2 separate regions of the Homo sapiens genome follow, and region 2 is linked to region 1. A link is an interaction called in ENCODE POLR2A ChIA-PET data of the cell type or tissue named here. Cell type or tissue: OCI-LY7. All regions are shown on one strand. Links, peaks and the distances in the headings refer to the core of each region. The heading gives the core; the rest is flanking DNA.

What was found. Peaks named below come from ENCODE experiments on the same cell type or tissue, not always from the same donor. Only the 100,000 strongest peaks of a DNase experiment are listed, where the experiment ranks them.
Region 2: POLR2A ChIA-PET joins it to region 1 with 5 read pairs; 2 of 35 experiments call an interaction of 5 or more read pairs at or near these places.

The regions. Positions count from the first base shown.
Region 1 is chr22:40,373,466-40,378,465 of GRCh38, forward strand. The region is part of intron 1 of SGSM3 (small G protein signaling modulator 3); the gene reads left to right. It also overlaps a transcript of ADSL not described here. Among named protein-coding and RNA genes, the nearest start is that of SGSM3, 5.4 kb to the left of the region's middle. In OCI-LY7, for the core only: no CTCF peak of the experiment used is centred there; a DNase peak (open chromatin) is centred at 2,886; H3K4me3 peaks cover 1,813 bases; H3K27ac peaks cover 3,608 bases.
Region 2 is chr22:40,578,893-40,586,608 of GRCh38, forward strand. The region is part of intron 2 of MRTFA (myocardin related transcription factor A); the gene reads right to left. Among named protein-coding and RNA genes, the nearest start is that of MRTFA, 54 kb to the right of the region's middle. In OCI-LY7, for the core only: no CTCF peak of the experiment used is centred there; no DNase peak of the experiment used is centred there.

The DNA of each region.
Region 1 (5,000 bases), core at 1-5,000:
ATTGAATATCTACTGTGTATATCATCTTCTAGACTTATAAAGACGGCTAAGACATGGATCTTGCCCTCAGGTAGTTTAGAGATTAATGAGAGAGGGTAGTTTATACATGTCAATGTATGTTTCCCACTGATAGGGCAGTTGTGTTTTTTGTTTTTGTTTTTGTTTTTTTGAGACATAGTCTCACTCTGTCACCAGGCTAGAGTGCAGTGGGGCAATCTCGGCTCACTGCAATCTCTGCCTCCCGAGTTCAAGCAGTTCTCCTGCCTCAGCCTCCCGAGTAGCTGAGACTGCAGGCGTGCACCACCACACCCAGCTAATTTTTGTATTTTTAGTAGAGACGAGGTTTCACCATGTTGGCCAGGATGGTCTCCATCTCTTGACCTCGTGATCCGCCCTCCTAGGCCTTCCAAAGTGCTGGGATTACAGGCGTGAGCCACCACACCTGGCCTGATAGGGTGGTTTATTTATTTTTATTTTTATTTATTTTATTTATTTATTTTTGAGACGGAGTCTCCCTCTGTCGCCCAGGCTTGAGTGCAGTGGCGTGATCTCGGCTCACTGCAAGCTCTGCCTCCCGGGTTTATTTACGCCATTCTCCTGCCTCAGCCTCCTGAGTAGCTGGGACTACAGGCGCCTGCCACCATGCCCGGCTAATTTTTTGTATTTTTTTTAGTAGAGACGGGGCTTCACCGTGTTAGCCAGAATGGTCTTGATCTGACCTCGTGATCCGCCTGCCTCGGCCTCCCAAAGTGCTGGGATTACAGGTGTGAGCCACCGTGCCCAGCCAATAGGGCGGTTTTTATAGTTTGAGAGTTGGGGAAGGAACACTTTATTGTGAAGATGTCACTGGACTGCCACCAGAGAGAAAGCTTAAATTGGTCTAGACTGTAGTGTCAAGACTGCGTGCTTAGGTATATACTTTTAGGGAAAAGCTGTATCCACTGAGAGATGACATGGTTGAAAGATACAGTATAGGCTTTAGAGTCTGACAGATCTGGTAACTGAGCTACAATTTCTTCTTTGTAATACTTGCCTGCAATGTAAGCTCTATGAAAGTAGGGGCTTTGTGTTGTTCACCACCTCACCCCCATCTCCTAGAACAGTGGTAGGTGAGCAATAAATATCTGTTGAATGGGGCCCAGTACGGCGGCTCACGCCTGTAATCCCAGCACTTTGGGAGGCCAAGGTAGAGGATTGCTTGAGCCCAGGAGTTCAAGACTGGTCTGGGCAACATGGCGAAATGCCATCTCGACCAAAAACATAAAATTGCCAGTCATGGTGATGTGCGCCTGTGGTCCCAGCTACTCGGGAGGCTGAGGCAGGAGGATTGCTTGGGCTCAGCTCAGGAGGTCGAAGTTGCAGCCAGCCATGTTTGTACCACTGCACTCCAGCCTGGGGAAGAGAATGAGACCTTGCCTCAAACAAACACATTGTACCAGTACTATCAGTAGTAGCATATGACTGAAATAACAAGGCTAGATTTTCAGTGTGGCTTATGAACTGATTTTGACAGCACCATTGTTTGAATGCTACATATATAATCACCTCCCCTTTTTGAAAATTTAGGCTTACTAATTTATGCTCACCATTTATACATGAGGAGAGATACATTCACCTCTTTTCAGTAGGCACAGTTAACTATTAACTGTCTCTTCTAATATATGCCTCTTTTGCAGTGATAAACATATTTCTGCTTTTTCTAAGTGTGATACATGTTTTGTATTTGTTTTTCTCTCTACTAATGATGTAAATTGTTTTGGGAGGTTAACTGCTTTGGAATAATTAAACAGCTTTATCAACAAGAGTAACTGATATCAGAAATTAGATTGATAGGCCGGTTGTGGTGGCTCACGCCTGTAATCCCAGTGCTTTGGGAGGCCGAGGTAGGCGGATCACCTAAGGTCAGGAGTTTGAGACTAGCCTGGACAACATGGTAAAACCCTGCCTCTACTAAAAATACAAAAATTAGCTGGGTGTGGTGGCAGGCGCCTGTAATCCCAGCTATTCGGGAGGCTGAGGCAGGAGAATCACTTGAACCTGGGAGGCATAGGTTGCAGTGAGCCGAGATCATGTCATTGCACTCCAGCCTGGGTGACAAGAGTGAAACTCTGTCTCAAAAAAAAAAAAAGAGATTGACACCCCCAATTCAGTGTCAAAAGTCTTATCTTGGAAAGGGTATAATTTCCAATTAAGACAGAGAATTTTTTTTTTTTCACTACAACAAAATTATGTGACTTTTCTCACCCTTCTCTAGATATCTAATTAGCCTGCAAGCTAACACTCTAAAGACATGAAACAGGCTGGGCTTATGTCTGTAATCCCAGCACTTTGGGAGGCTGAGGTGGAAGGATCACTGAAGCCCAGGAGGTCAAGACCAGCCTGGGCAACATGGTGAGACCCTGCCTCTACAAAAAAATTTCTAAAAATTAACCAGATATGGTGGCGTGTGCTTGTGGTCCCACCTACTCAGGATGCTGAGGCAAGAGGATCACTTGAGCTCAGGAGATTGAAGCTGTAGTGAGCTGTGATCACACCACACACCACACACTCCAGCCTGGGTGACAAAGGGAGACCCTGTCTCAAAAAACTGGAAAAAAAAAAACAAGATATGAAAGAACAGATCATTTCCCTTTTCCCTCTCTTGTGTTTGAGTTTCGTTTGTAAATATCCTTAATTATGTGACTTGAGGATAGGGTTAAAGTCAAATTACCACTTTTTTTTTTTTTTTTTTTTTTTTTTTTTTTTGTCTTTTGGAAACAGTACGGTAGTCGGAGCACCAACAATGAAGTTCAACTTACGGCTCTGCTGCTTGCTTCCTTGCTTGTCTGCTTGCTTGATTGATTGACAGGGTTTTGCTCTGTTGCCCAGGTTGGAGTGCAGTGGCATGATCATAGCTCACTGAAACCTCAAACTCCTGGGCTCAAGAGGTCCTCCTGCTTTAATCTCATGAGTTGCTGTGATTACAGGTGCATGCCACTGCACCCGGCCTGGCTTTACCATTGTAAACTTCGAGAACTTACAAGTTATCTGTCATGCCTCATTTCTCTCACCTGCAAAAATGGAATAATTAGTGCTACTCATAGTAATAGCTAATATGTATTAGGTGTTTGCTATATATACCAGTCACAGTTCTAAGAATTTTATTTGTATTAACTCACAATCCTCACATCAACCCTATGTATTGCTAGTATTATGCCCATTTACAGGTGAGACAACAGTGACAGAAACAGTAATTTGCTAAAGATTGGTGGAGTCAGGATTAGAACTTAGTCTGACTCTAGAGTTTATGCTCATAATCTCCACCTTCATAGTTTTTTGTTTTTTTTAATTTAGCATATAATCAAGAAATAGAGTAGTTTTGAAGATTAAATAAAATCTATATAAAATGGCTGTGACAAGCATTTACGGTATTAAGTACTACAGTTAGCTTCGAGTTTACAAAGCATTTTGCACACATTTTCTTTGATTGTCATAGGAATAACCAAATATGCTTGTGACCATCACTGTCCGGCAGGAAACAGGCACACATTTGGTCACTTTCCCAGTCATGCAGCATGTGTGCAGACAGTGCCCTGGTGTTGCTCCTCCATATCTAGATCATGTGGAATTTGAAGCATCACATTTTGAGAAAATTTAGTAGACATAAGTTGTTTTGGCCTGTCCAGCATCCAATCCAGGTTCTTCTGGGGATAACAGCTCAATTTTGCTTTGGAGAACAGTTCATCCCTGACCAACTAGGTGGTAGGCACATGGCCCAGGTCAGGCCAACAGATGTTAGGCAAATAGATGCTTTCCTCCTTTAATTTGAATCTTAGGTTGAATGACACAGTAACAAAAGTTCAATAAACAGTTGCAGCTCCTTCATCACAACCACAGGCTAATTCCTAATATCTGGGCACTAGAGCTGCTGTTGTTTTCAACGAGCTGAGTCTTCAGCTTTTCCTTGGTTTTATGTCCTACTACATATCCTTCCAATACATTCCTGTCTTTCATAACTTAAGTTACCCAAAGTCAGTTTTGGTGGCTTGCAGCTGAGACACCTTTAACTTTTACATGGCATGAGGTCATGTCATGTAAGAGTTAAAATAGGCCTGGTGTCGTGGCTCACGCCTGTAATCCCAGCCCTCTGGGAGGCCAAGGCAGGCGGATCCATTGGGCTAAGGAGTTTGAGACCCGCCTGGGCAACATAATGGGAACCTGTCTCTACAAAAAAAAACTTTAAAAATTATAAATAGCTGGGCATGGTGGCATGTGCCTGTAGTCCCAGCTACTTGGGAGGCTGAGGTGGGAAGATTACTTGAGCTTGGGAGGTCAAGGCTGCAGTGAGCTGTGATCGTGCCACTGTACGCCAGCCTGGGTGACAGAGCAAGACCCTGTCTCAAAAAAAAAAAAAAAAAAGTTAAAATAATCAGCTAACTTTAACCTGAAGAGGAGAGAAATCTTGGAGAAGATGTGGGTATCTTCAAATGTCTGAAGTATGTAGAATACAAAGTACCCCTAAAAAGACCAAAGAGTAGATATTACTAGCAAACAGATTTCTGCCCACGTTAAAGCCTAAGGCAGGGCTATCCACAGGTGACAGACTGTCTTGGTATGTGGAAATAGATACATCCACTAAATTGTTCAAGCCAAGACAAGATGGTCACCTGGGAGGAGTAATATGGGTTTAGTAATCTAATGGGGACTGGGTGTGGTGGCTCATGCCTGTAATTCCACTGCTTTGGGAGGCTGAGGCAGGATGATCGCTTGAGGCCAAGAGTTTGAGACTACCCTGGGCAACATAGCAAGACCAGCATCTCTACAAAAAAATAAGAAAAATTAGCCAGGCATGATGGTGTGTGCCTGTAGTCCTAGCTACTTGGGAGACTGGGGTGAGAGGATTGAGCCCAACAGTTTGAGGTTATAGTGAGCTGGAATAGTGCCACTGCATTCCAGCCTGGGTGACACAGCAAGACCCTGTGTATATTAAAAATAATAATATGGCCGGGCACGGTGGCTGA
Region 2 (7,716 bases), core at 1,585-6,584, 210 kb after region 1:
AGTCTGGGTGAGAGTGAGACCCTGTCTCAAAAAAACTAAAATAATAAAAAACAAAATAAATAAAAAGCAGCCAAGTGTGGTGGTGCATGCCCATAATCTCAGCTACTTGGGAGGCTGGGGTGGAAGGACAGTTTGAGCCCAGGAGCTCAAGACTGTGGTGAGCTGTGATCATGCCACTGCATTCCAGCATGGGTAACAGAGTGAGACTCCAACTCTAAAAAGAAGAAGAATGGCAGAAAGGAAACTAATGTTAACAGGGAAAATACCCATAGCCAAGTCTGCTAATTTAAAGATGAATGCTAAGGAATTTCCACGTCTTGTGAAGGCATGCATATCTTGTGCTAATTCTCTTAAGATTTAAGATGAATAGCCATAATAATTGTCATAATCTATCCCTCACTCCATTCTTCAGTTCCAAAAACCCTGTCTCCAAGAAGCTTGTCAAAAGCATACTTCCATCTAGTAATTTACACTTTCTTATTATACACAGTAAACATTTATTAAAAATAATAATATTCATAACAATAAACTTTTAAGGCATCCAACAATGTGGTAAGTGCCTGCCAGTATCATACTAGTTTACAGCCTTCCTCAGAATCAAAGTATGTATAAAGAACATCTGAAAGAGGGCAGTATAATGCTTAGCAAGCAGTATTCTCACACAACCAATAAAGACACAAATGCTGGCCAGGCGTGGTGGCTCACCCCTGTAATCCCAACACTTTAGGAGGCCAAGGTGGGTGGATCACCTGAGGTCAGGAGTTCAAGACCATCCTGGCCAACATGGTGAAACCCCGTCTCTACTAAAAATACAAAAATTAGCCGGGCATGGTGGCAGGCGCCTATAATCCCAGCTACTTGGGAGGCTGAGACAGGAGAATCTCTTGAACCTGGGAGGTGGAGGTTGCAGTGAGCCAAGACGGCGCCATTGCACTCCAGCCTGGGCAACAAGAGCGAAACTCCATCTCAAAAAAAAAAAAAAGACACAAATGCTGTTATAGAAGGAAACCAAAGTCCTAACTATAAAACATAAAAACCCATGCACTTTTAGTAAGAATTCATTCATGTGTTACTGTGTAACATTACTGTGTTAATCAAGCACTTTTCGAGCAAGGAAAAAATAAAATATGGACAAGTGGTGATTTTATAATAAAAACACAACATATGAACCACATTCATTGTACTTCTTCAAAAACCAACATTAATGACTATTAGGATGAATCATTTTTAGGACAGCAAATATAGAAACATGTAAAAAAAATATGTAAGCCCAATAATTTTTTTTAAACTCACCCATGTGATTTTTTTTCACTTTTCCTTTTTTGAGACAGGGTCTCATTCTGGCACCCAGACTGTAAAGCACTGGCATCATCATGGCTCACTACAGCCTCAAACTCCTGGGCTCAAGCATTCCTCCCACCTTAGCCTCCTGAGTAGCTGGGACTACAGGCGTGCACCACCACACCCAGCTAGTTTTTGTATTTTTTGTAGAGATGAGGTCTTGCTACATTGCCCAAGCTGGTCTCAAACTCCTAGCCTCAATCGATCCTCCCACCTTGATCTCTCAAAGTGTTGGGATTACAGGTGTCAGCCACTATGCCTGGTGACTTTTCCTAATTTTTAATTATGAAAGTTTATTTAAAATACAGAAAAATGAAATGATAAACCCAAATATAACAATTTATGACATACTGCCATATTTGCGTCAGATTTTAAGAAAGAGAATATTGGAAGTAAGTTGAAAGTTTCCCTCTTCATTCCACTGTCCTGTCTTCTCCTTCAGAAGTAAATATCCTGCTGAAGGTAATATAGCTTCTTTTAATCCACATCTTAAAACAATTTTGTAGCATACATATGTTTTCCTTAGACAACACAGTATTGGATTGACTGATGTGTTTGTTTAAAAGATGGGGTCTCACTATGCTGTCCAGGCTACACTGGAACTCCTGGGCTTAAGCAATTGTCCCGTCTCATCCTTTCATCTCAGCCTCCCAAGTAGCTGGGACTGTAGGCATGTTTTTATTTTGTCTTAACTGATCATAACAGGTATCACATTTAACTTCTTGTAACTTGCTTTTAATTTTTATTCTTTTTTTTTTTAAATAATAGAAACAGGCTTTCACAACATTGCTCAGGCTGGTCTTGAACTCCTGGCCTCAAGCAATCTTCCCACCTCAGCCTCAGTGCTGGATTACAGGCATGAGCCACCATGCCAAGCCACTTGCTTTCTTTTTTTTCAACATAATGCTTCCAGGATGTATCTATATTGACACATGTAGACCTGATTTGTCCATTCTGACTGTACTAGAGCAATAGGTTGCATTAAAATGCCACTGCTCGCTTATCCATTTCTCTGTAGCTTCCAAATTTTTTCCTATCACAAATATAAATGAAATTAAAACACGTGTACATGTTTCCTTTTGCATAAATGGAAGGTTCACCATTTATGCAAAATACATACAAGATGTATATTTTGTACTGCTGGTTCATAGGACATTCATCACCTTCACAAAATCTTGCCAAAAACTTTCTACAGAGCTCAATTTACACACCCATCAGCAGTGTATTAGGGTTTCTCTTTCCCCATATCCTTGTTAACAATTGGTAGTATGAGATTTTATAATATTTGCAAAATTTAAGTGTGTAAAATAGTATCCCATTGTTTGAGAAAGAGCCAACTTTATAGTTTTATTAGGTATATGGGCTTTCCCTTCTGTAATATTTTTAGTTCTAGATTATAATATGTATAATATATATACAACTTATTCCTTTCTTCTGTGCATCCACAGAGTCAGACACTATGGAATTTTACATCTAACATTTAATCCTACAATAGGAAAAAAAAGTTTTCTTTGCAATTATGATTTCCAAGTTGACATAAGCCTTTAGATAAATGATGATACGGAGTATCTTTAATCAAGGCATCCCATGTATCAGAATTTCATATAGCTCTACTCAGCAAAAAAGACAGGTATCTTACCTATACAGATAATTTGGTCTTACTTGTTAGATAATAGCTTTACTGGTATATAATTCACATACTATAAAATTCGCCCTTTCGAAGTATTCAACTCAGTGGATTTTAGTGTAATTTGCAAAGCTGTGGAACCATTACTACTAGCTAATACATCTTCTTTACCTTAAAAAGAAACCCCATTCCTATTAAGTGGTCACTCTCCATTCCCCTCTCTTCCAGCCCCCAGCAACTACTAATCTACTTTCTGTCTCTACGGATTTGCCTATTCTGGACATTTCACATAAATGGGATCATACAGTATGTGGTCCTTTATGACAGGCTTCTTTCACTTAGCATAATGTTTTCAAGGTTTATCCATGTTGAAGCATGTATTGGTACACCATTCCTTTTCATTGCCAAATAATATTCAACTGTATAGATATACCACATTTTATTTATCCACTCATCAGCTGATGGGCATTTGGACTATTCCATGTTTTCCCTATTATGAATAATGCTATTATGAATATTCATGTAAAAGTTTCTGTGTTGGTATATTTTTTCAATTCTCTTGAGTATATAACGATGAGAAGAATTGCTAGTCAAATGGTAATTCTACGTTATGCTATCTGACTTTAACACTAAGCAAATTTTAGCACTATGACATACATCAGGGTGCTGAATTCCTATGAGTTGCTTTAATCCTCTTCCCAAAAAAATTCATCAATTTGCTCTTATTCATAGTCTAAAAAAAAACTTCCCAAGGTTACTTCCTTCCATACAGCCACAGACGAAGGTTTTAACTTTATACACACATACACACACACACACACACACACACACACACCCTTCTCTACAATGTAAAGCAGTCTAACTTTGATTCCCTGGGAAACTGCACTGTTTGTTCAAAAATCAAGGTAAACCTACCTAACATATGAATACCATTAGCTCCTTTAAGGTTACAATTAAAGTTGCCCAGAACTCAGTTCATTATGTTATAGAAACAGAGTATGCACATTATGGTTCTTTCTGTATGAAAAAAAGGCTGATGGCAATCTGGCCAGGAGTACACAGGGGTGAGCTGAACAGTGCCCTCAGGTACTGCAATGCTAAGAGTCTCACTGGAGTGAAGCAGCTAATAGATTTAGAGCACATCCATGTCTTTTGCCAAATGAGGCAAAATAAAGTAAAAAGTCTTTAACAAATGGAGCTATGAAAGAGCCTGAAAAGCCTGAGAGCTACACAAGAGCTCTATTACTAATATTCTTCCCTGATTAAAAAAAACAGAGCTTTGTTTTGCCTGTAACAGACACTATCAATCCTCCCAGTAACTTGAAGGCAAATATAGCCACATGACAGCTCATTAGCATTTCAGAGAAAAAAACTATGATATTTAGTGAAAAACAAAATGTGTAATAATGAAACCATAGCTCCCTATGATGACACTAGGGGCCCAGCTCACAAACTAGGCAGTCAGAACTTTGGTAACCTTATCTTTTCTAAAGCTAAATTTTCCTGCAGAAGTGCCTCAAGACCAAAGAAGAGGACAATTCCCCAGCTTTACCTCTGGCTGGATTAGGCACACTCAAGCCACAAAACATAATACAAAGAGAATGTTGCAAGTAATCAGACTTGCAATTCAAGGAAAGCACAGTAAAGCAGAATCAAAAGACTCTCTAGGTCAGGGGTTCCCAACCCCCAGTCCATGGCCTGTTAGGAACCAGGCCACACAGCAGGACTGAGTAGTGGGGAGCAACTATTACGGCCTGAGCTCTGCCTCCTGTCAGATCAGCAGTGGCATTAGATTCTCATAGGCAGCATTAGATTCTCACAGGAGCACAAGCCCTACTGTAAAATACACATACAAGGGATCTAGGTTGCACCTTTCTTATGAGAATCTAATGCCTGATGATCTGAGGTGGAAGAGCTTCATCCCAAAACCTTGCCCCCCTGCCTCAGTCCATGGAAAAACTTTCTTCCACGAAACTGGTCCCTGGTGCCAAAAATGTTGGAGACCACTACTCTAGGTGGATCATAAGATCATAAGCACAGAGCAGTTCACAGAAAGTGCACAGGACGAGGTGCTCATCTCCAGTTTTCATCCCCATGTGGTATATATAGTATTTGTCATCTGCATAGTACTTTGTATGTCCAGACTATTTTATAATCACAATTCTGGGATTATTTCATCACAATAATCGAGTGTGACAGATTAAAATTTACTGTCCTTCTTCTAAGCATTCAGATTACAGTAGATGGGAAAAAAATCAGGATGGCAGAACAGAAAAACAGACTCTTGTAAGGTCTCAAAACCTTGTCAAAAACATGATAGAATTTCTGAATTTTAGGATTTGAAGAAATCTAAAGTGTCCAATGGTTTCCGATGCTAAGAAACTAAAGCTCAGAAGGGTTGTAAGCAATTTGCCCAAGGTCTCCAAATAAGTAAGTGGCAAAGCCAGGAAAACCCAGACATCATGACTCCCAAGTCAGCCTTTCCATACATACAACCATAGTGCCTTTTCCAAAAGCCAATAATAAAATAGATGCGGAGGATTCTGAGCTGTCTGGCTCAGCACGTTATCTTGTCTTTCAAAATGCTAAGTCTCAGGCAGGCGTGGTGGCTTGCGCCTATAATCCCAGCACTTTGGGAGGCTGAGGCAGGAGGATCACCTGAGGTTGGGAGTTTGAGACCAGCTTGACCAACATGGAGAAAACCTGTCTCTACTAAAAATGCAAAATTAGCCGGGTGTGGTGGCACATGCCTGTAATCCCAGCTACTCGGGAGACCGTAGCAGGAGAATCACCCAGGAGGCAGAGGTTGTGGTGAGCCAAAATCGCACCATTGCACTCCAACCTGGGCAACAAGAGTGAGACTCTGTCTCAAAAAAAAAAAAAAAAAAAGCCAAGTCTCTTGAGCTGGGCACAGTGGCTCAAGCCTTAATCCCAGCACTTTGGGAGGCTGAGGGGGGTGGATCACTTGAGGTCAGGAGTTTAGGACCGGCCTAGCCAACATAGTGAAACCCCATCTCTACTAAAAATACAAAAAATTAGCTGGGCGTGGTGGCGCACGCCTGTAGTCCCAGCTACCTGAGAGTCTGCGGTGGTAGGATCGCTTGAACCTGGGAGGTGGAGGTTGCAGTGAGCCAAGATCGCACCACTGCACTTCCAGCCTAGGCAAAAGAACAAGACTCGGTCTCAAAAAGAAAACAAAAAAGTCAAGTCTCTCCTCATATTCACTTACCAAAGAACAAAAATATTACAAGTCCAGAGAAGTCATCACTTCTGCCGATCTGAAGGGAAGAGGAAACAAGGCAGTCCAGGCCTCAATGCTGCTGAGCAGGAAGGCTCCATGGTGTAACTTGTTCTAGATGTCTGAGGTCGATGATTACTACTTTAATTTTTAACTTGTATGTAAAACATTATATAAACTTTTTTAAAAATCACATAGGCTAAATTTATAACAAAAAGTTATATATGCTGTATGATTCCACTTATATGAGGTACCTAGAGAGGTCAAAATCATAGACACAAAGTAGAAGGGTAGTTTCCAGGGGGAAGGAGGAGGAGGGAATAGGGACTTATTTGTTTAATGGGTGTAGAGTTTCCGTTTCACAAGCTGAAAAGAGTTCTGGAGATGGATGGTGATGACAGTTGCATAACATTATGAATGTATATAATACCACTGAACTATATACTTAAAATGATTAAGATGGTAAATTTCATGTGTATTTTAACACAATAAATGAAAGTGGGGGAAAGAAAGTAATAGTGAAGACAACATGACCAGAATAACATTTTAAAAGCATCAATTAGACAGCTAAAAGAACAGAGCTAGGTGATGGCAGGGGATGAGAGTTAGCAGAGAATGCAATTAGGAGGCTACTGGAGAAGTCTAGGAGAGAGATGAAGGTGGCTTAGCCAAGGGCAATAGTTGAGCAGAGAGATATAGTAAGACTTGGGATATATTTTAAAGCCTGAGTTAAAATTTCATGAACATATATCCTAACACAGTATTTTTAACTGCAATTCATAATACACAGGTCACAGAATCAATTTCCTAGGCCAACATCAACATCTTGCAATTAAATAAAATGGAATAAAATAGAAACGAGCAGATTGCACTGCACCTAATAAGGGTAAGTATTATTTCATGAAACTTTTGTTTTAGATATCGATATACTTACGTGTGTATTGGGTCTGAATGTAAAATACATCTTGAACGATGAACCACAGCCAAAAATGTTGAGAAACATTGCCCTAGAGACTGATAAAATGGTAGGTGGAAGTTGAGAGTAATTATTTTTTTTTATCTCCATCAAAGTCCTTACTAGGCTCAAGTGAAACAAGCTACAACAAGTTGAATTACATACCTAATAAAATCTTATTGATCTGCCAAACAAATACATCATTTGCTCTTCAAAAAAAAAAAAAAGAAGGAAAGAAAGAACAGTACAAACAATAACCAGGCATCACTGGAATGCGAAGCACAAATTGTATTATTTCCATCAACCATGAAGATACAAAGATTACTAAAGGAATAATGCCAATCTTCTTTAACCACTAAACCACTCTAGCCATTCAACTACTCTTAATTTTAGAAGTTAAACCCTACCAAAACACATTCATAATGGCAAACGCCCTCAGAATCTTCAGGAAAATACCTTACTCTCCCAACTGAGAAAATATGGCCTAATTCCCCTGGAATAATTCAGAGATTACATACTAAAGCTCTGAAGGATTTGTTCAAAAAGCTTCCTGCC